2 separate regions of the Homo sapiens genome follow, and region 1 is linked to region 2. A link is a contact called in ENCODE Hi-C or POLR2A ChIA-PET data. All regions are on one chromosome and are shown on one strand. Each heading gives the region's core, a stretch centred on a gene start or an enhancer-like site at or near the end of the contact. The rest is flanking DNA. Distances are from core to core; before and after follow the strand shown. Region 1 overlaps PPP3CA (protein phosphatase 3 catalytic subunit alpha). Region 2 overlaps PPP3CA (protein phosphatase 3 catalytic subunit alpha).

What was found. A loop is a pair of places that touch in the nucleus more often than their neighbours do. ChIA-PET counts read pairs that join two places held with the same protein, here RNA polymerase II (POLR2A). Pooled maps may share reads with other maps.
Region 1: a loop to region 2 is called in a pooled map, with 7 times the contacts of the local background. The contact joins two enhancer-like sites. A Hi-C loop is called at or near these places in 1 of 37 single-sample maps with no recorded cell type and 6 of 50 pooled maps. POLR2A ChIA-PET finds 5 or more read pairs at or near these places in 2 of 52 experiments (H1 and naive thymus-derived CD8-positive, alpha-beta T cell).

Annotation. Positions count from the first base shown.
Region 1 is chr4:101,204,622-101,207,650 of GRCh38, forward strand. The region is part of intron 1 of PPP3CA (protein phosphatase 3 catalytic subunit alpha); the gene reads right to left. Among named protein-coding and RNA genes, the nearest start is that of MIR8066, 35 kb to the right of the region's middle. Within about 2 kb of position 1,495, at least 2 of the 41 ENCODE cell types and tissues checked have a DNase peak (open chromatin) inside an H3K27ac peak, as active enhancers do.
Region 2 is chr4:101,154,132-101,157,224 of GRCh38, forward strand. The region is part of intron 2 of PPP3CA (protein phosphatase 3 catalytic subunit alpha); the gene reads right to left. Among named protein-coding and RNA genes, the nearest start is that of MIR8066, 85 kb to the right of the region's middle. RefSeq lists an enhancer at 1,122-1,623. Within about 2 kb of position 1,385, at least 3 of the 41 ENCODE cell types and tissues checked have a DNase peak (open chromatin) inside an H3K27ac peak, as active enhancers do.

The DNA.
Region 1 (3,029 bases), core at 245-2,744, 51 kb after region 2:
CAGGACTCCATCTCAAAAAAAAAAAAAAAAAAAAAAAAGTTATACACACAAGTCCAGTGATTGACACATGGACAATGCCAATCACAAATTATTGCATACATGGGCATGATAAAAGCAAAATTATATTTACTGATTTTGAAATATATGCTACTGAATGTTTAGATTAAACTTAGAATTATAAATATTAAATGTCTTAATTTATATGTTTAAGTCAAATACTTAAAAAATTTAAATATATAATTGAAGAATTGTTGTTTTATACAAGTCTACTCTACAATGTTTTTTAAATTTCTTCAAAAATATATATATATTCAGGTACACCATGAGGTACCCCAACTATCTTGGATCTCCATACTAGATGAAATTATTACAACAATATTTTCAGCAAATGATATTTACACTAATCCCCAGAATAGCAAACTAAAGAAATGCATGAAATCCTCCTCACTGGGATGAATTTAAAGAGAGAGGCTTTTTATTTATACATTTATTTTTTGGCCTTGAACATTTACTCTCTTCTCCAGAGAAAAATGCCATAGGAGAATAAGAAAATCAAGAAACAAACAAGAATAGATACTTTAAGACTAGACGAATTTATTTCTCAAGTGAGCCAGTCCCTTTAAACATGATAATTATTCCTTAGAAATGAGGAGTACCCAGGGATTCTGAAACTTTATTTAATCCAGGTACATTTTTAAAAATTTATTTATTTATTTATAATTAAGCTCTGGGGTACATGAATCCAGGTACATTTTACCACTCAGAAATCCTCAACTCAACAGCCTAAGTAAGACATGAAATATAAGGAAGGACTTTAGCTATTGAGTTGAACTACTCGACAGAAGTTCTTTAATCACTATAAATTTTAGAAACCTTTGTATTAATAAACCTTACAAAACATAGTACTTGCCTTCTTAGTCCTCAATCCTAAACTGGTAAGTTGATAGGAAAAAAAAAATCTATTCCCACACATAACTTGTTCCTTTTACCTTCTTCATTCAACTCTATGGGCCAACACATTTTCCATGCCCACATGCCCACCTACCATCCCCATCCTCTGTGGTTAAAACACCTATAGGCATCAAAATCATTTTATTTAATGAATTGACTTTCTCTTCTTTCAAAGGGTCTTAATAAAATGGCAAACATATGTCCCAAATGATACCAAATAATGTAAGTCTTAAGTGACAATTTAAGAATGTTAACCATTTTTGCATGTAAAAGGTGATCCATTAAAAAATAATAAATCCAGCATACAGCATCTTGTATCTGTGACCACAGTGAAGCAAAGATTGAAATATTTTGCCTGACAGTCACCCTCCAGAGAGCCAAGGGCAGGAGCTAAATTCCCAGGTTTGCATATAATTCCCACCTGCTCTGGCTCAATATGCCCTACTCGGGTAGGCTCTAGAGCAGGCTGCAGCAAAACATCAGGCCCTCTGGGTCTTTCCACGTTTCAGTAATGCTTACACTGTTTGCTTCCTTCTGATGACCAGATCTGTTCTCATCCACAGTCTGCGGTTCACCATTTCTAAGAACCACTTACTCATCTGAATAACACAGAATCATGCAGGAAGTTCCAATTCTCTGCACCTCTAATGTTCACTCCCCAAATCATAATCTTCACACATCTATTTAAAAATTGGAATGTCTTAATGACTACCACCTACAATAATATTCTCTCAAATTTCATTTTCAATTGTTTCATTTATCTTTAAAGTGAACTTGTCAATTTTGGTTTAAAAATCAAACATGCATTTTTTAATCCAGCAAATGGAAAATGAACAATTTTATAATAAAGCTACAACAAACTGCATTCCTTTCCTCAAAAAAGAACCACTCTTGGGAGATAATTTGCATCCATACGTAAGGTAAATTTTGTGCATAAAAGAAACTTTCAAGTAATTAAGGAAAGAGATTGCTGGAATTATAATGCCAGTTGCAAATTTACAGGTAACATCAAATCTCACTCCAACCAATGAGTCAATCAATGATCACTACTCAAAAAACAGAATAATTAAGTACAAGGATTAACAATCAAGTCCCATTGAGTGTCTAGTCCAGTACTCTGGCATTTGATATGTGTTTTTGAGTCAATGTAAGAAAGGATTGTCTTTTCCCCATCTCACTCACAATTTATTTAATACTTCTGTGGTACTAGAAGCAGTCTAAGAAGACAGAATAGAAAATAAAAATGCCTTGTTCAGATCTAAAAGTATATAATTATAAAAATGATAGTCAATAGCCAAAACAACAGAACACTGAAACCTTCAGTTAGTAAATGTAAATGTCTTTTAAGTAGCCATTAGAATAAAGGTACCATGGATGCCACATGGTGTGGGGGAAGCTGGCGGCCCATATCAAAGAGTAGACAGACAGATGTGATCAAAAGTGAGCAACAGATAGAAAACTGAAAAGGGACAAGAAAAAAAAATTGCAAACATTTTGAAAAACTAAATGATTTTCATCGCATATGTGAATGCAGGGTCACAAATAAATCTGTTGTTATTTATGATGCAAAATTATCCCTGTAACAATAAAAATAATGTTACATCAGTACAACAGTGCCCCACTGCTAACATCCTAAAACACTATCACATGGGATTTCAGAAAGCAGTTCAAATATTTCCTTTAAAGGAACATTTTCCTAGTTTATAAGAATGCTATTAATATACATTTATTGAAGTATGATTCAATTAAAAAGACATTTTTAATTGCTAAACTTGCAATATCCAAGACTTAATAGACTAACACTTTCTCAGCAACTCAAGAGTCAGAAGTAGTTCAGGGGGACAAAGGCCTCCTTTTCCCTTCTTTTTAGTGTCTGCATGACAGGCTACCAGTCAAAGTGAATCCAAATCTTACCAGTAGACACAAATGAAAAATTTATTGAGAAATACAGCTGTTAAGAGTAGCTAAAAACTAGGCTGGGCACAGTGTCGAATACCTGTAATCCCAGCACTGGGAGGCCGAGGTGGGCAGATCACTTGAGGTCAGGAGTTCAAGACCAGCCTGGCCAACATGGTGAA
Region 2 (3,093 bases), core at 135-2,634:
TGCCTTCTTGTTTTCAAGAAGAAAATAGTTCTATCCTCCACTCTAAATTACTTCTTGGCCAGAATGCTTCAAAAACTGTGAATGGTCCTGTTAGCTAATTAAAACAAGTTTACCACCATGAAATATTTGCTGTTCTCCCAAAAGTCAGGTATTCTACCAGTGAATAAAAAAGAGAAACATTTTCAAACCCAAAGTAACATATCAAGTAACAGAATTCTGACTAGTAAATTTATAAACAGTATCAAAATTTAAAATTAGTTCCAACAATTAAAGAGCACGTGATTTACTCTGTACAAGAATTTGGAAATGGTTCTTTTCCCAGATTGGTGGAAAGGGTGGGATAAAGAAAAAAATCTAAAGCTATGCTATGGGGCAATAAAAGTGTTCCAACACATCTAAAAATTACCTGGCCTTCCAGAAGTAATATTTAAATTCCAACATTTTGTCACAGAGATAATAGAGAGTCACTGGATTTTAGAAATTGCTGCTTAGACTCTACCCAGTGTAATCATTATGACTCTAATTATGATTGAGTTTCTTCACCTCAATAACAGGTTCTCCAACTACTCAAGTACTTCCATTTTATGAATTTCAAATATGCACTGAATTACATTTGTTCTGCCTGGCATGGAATTTAGCAAATGTAAATCTGCTTCAGAACACATTCACTCCCAGAATTTTTTTTTTTTTTTTTTTTTTTTTTGTGATGGAGTCTCACTCTGTCACCCAAGCTGGAGTGCAGTGGTGCAATCTCGGCTCACTGCAACCTCCACCTCCTGGGTTCAAGCGATTCTCCTACCTCAGCCTTCAGAGTAGCTGGGACTACAGGTGCCTGCCACCACACCCAGCTAATTTTTGTATTTTTAGTAGAGACGGGGTTTCACCATGTTGGCCAGGATGTTCTCAATTTCTTGACCTCATGATCTGCCCGCCTCGGCCTCCCAAAGTGCTGGGATTACGGGCGTGAGCCAACGCGCCCAGCCATATAAAAAATATTTTAAGATTTCACTGGACTTGGTATGTTAAAACATACAAACAAACAAAAAAACTACCTTAATCTCAAGGCAGAGGACAAAATCTCATTCTTTCCTTTTGACGTGTCCAGTAGCTAGCACAGTGCTTGACACCAGGTATATACTCAATAAATGGTTGAGGAATTGAATGCATAATAAAAGAGTAGATGAATGCATGAATTAATGAAAACAGATTCGCATTATGTAGAGCACCTTTATCAAACCCCTTTTCCCCTGAAGAGGTAAGGTAGGCATTCTTTCTGCATCTGAGGCCTTGGATTGGCTTCAAGAAAGATGAAAGTTCCTTCCTGCAAGTGCTGTTCATCCACCTTTCTTTCTCATGGGACAGAGGCAAGCACTCCAAGATCAGAAAGCAGTATGACTCAGAGGGTAGCTAGCCTTTAAACTGAATCTTTGTTAAGCCAGGAGAGACAGTTCCTTTCTCCTAGGAACAGATCCATTTGGCCCCAGGCTTCTGAGAAAAGGGATAATTATATGACTAACATAAGGAATTGTTAAGCTTAAAAGATTCCTTTTTGTTTTAAGTTCCCACTTTGGGAAGCACATAACTACTTCAGTGCACTAACTACATGCCTCATTACTACTTAAGGGTATATTAGATTAATTTTTATTTTAACTTGAAATAATTTTATTCTCAAAGCAGGAAATATCTTTTAACTCGAAATGTGTTGAAGTAAATGGTGAACGAGTATCAAATTCATCAGAAAATATCTACAATAATATGAATACGAATAACAAAGGCAGCAGCTAATATTCATTGAGCTCTTATCATGTGCTGTGTATTGTTTTTATCCTCACAACCACCCTACAAGGTAGACAGGGACCCTTACATGCATTTAGAGATACGGAAACTATGCCTATGGTCAAGAGCTAGTAAAAGTCAGAGTGGGGTTTCACACCCAGACAGTCTGATTCCTAGTACCTGCTCTATGATTCAATTATGCTTTTCATATGAAAACAGGAAATCTACTTTACTAAATCAAGAAGTACCAAAGGTAAGCAATTCAGGAATGACTTGAATAGTTCTTTTCAGTGAGTCAATCCCTCACTCTGTAACAGAGGGTGCTTCCACATCTCAACTCAGGGGGCCTTTACAACCACACCAGTCCCCATGTGAAGCCCAGAAGGCATAAAGAGAGACACAAGAGAGATTAAAGAAACAGAATAAGATTTGAAAGCTATTCTAAAACAAAAATCAGAATAAAGCACAGCAATAGAAAAAGGCATATTCCAGGCCAGGCAAAGTGGCTCCCGCCTGTAATCCCAGCACTTTGGGAGGCTGAGGCCGGCAGATCACCTGAAGTCGGGAGTTCGAGACCAGCCTGACCAACATGGAGAAACCCCGTCTCTACTAAAAATACAAAATTAGCTGGGTGTGGTGACACATGCTTGTAATCCCAGCTACTCGGGAGACTGAGGCAGGAGAATCGCTTGAACCCAGGAGGTGGAGGTTGTGATCGTGCCATTGCACTCCAGCCTGGGCAACAAGAGCGAAACTGTGTCTCAAAAAAAAAAGAAAGAAAGAAAGAAAGAGAAAGCCATACTCCAGGGACAAAGAACAAAGCAATTTGGCTAGATTTGAAAGGTTTATGAAGGAGAACAGGAGATAGGTATGGGCCAAACTGTGGGTGGCCTGAAACCAGTTTCATGAAGTCCTTTAAATCGATTTCTAAAACTGATGGTGAGTCACTACATGTTTTTAAACAGGAAATGAGGAGTGCAAAACGTTATTTTAGCAAAATTAATCTAGCAGAGTTTTAAAAATGAATTAGAAGAGAAAGAGACAAACTACAGACAAAATAGGCAGGAAATACCACGTTCCCTTAGCAATCACAGATTAACATTCATAATTTCAAGTTTTCCCAAGTGATCTCCAAATGTTCCCATTTCTAATTTTTCTAAGGCACAGAGTTATGAGGTCGGTTTGTGAAAGCAATTCACTAGCCAGCACTATGCTCCTGCTTCTCAGGGAAGTATGGTTTGTCTGTGGTTGTTTTTCCCCCTAGGCCAGGGTCCTATTCTCACTTAGTAAGTGATGAAAAATGTTTCTGTATGCAAA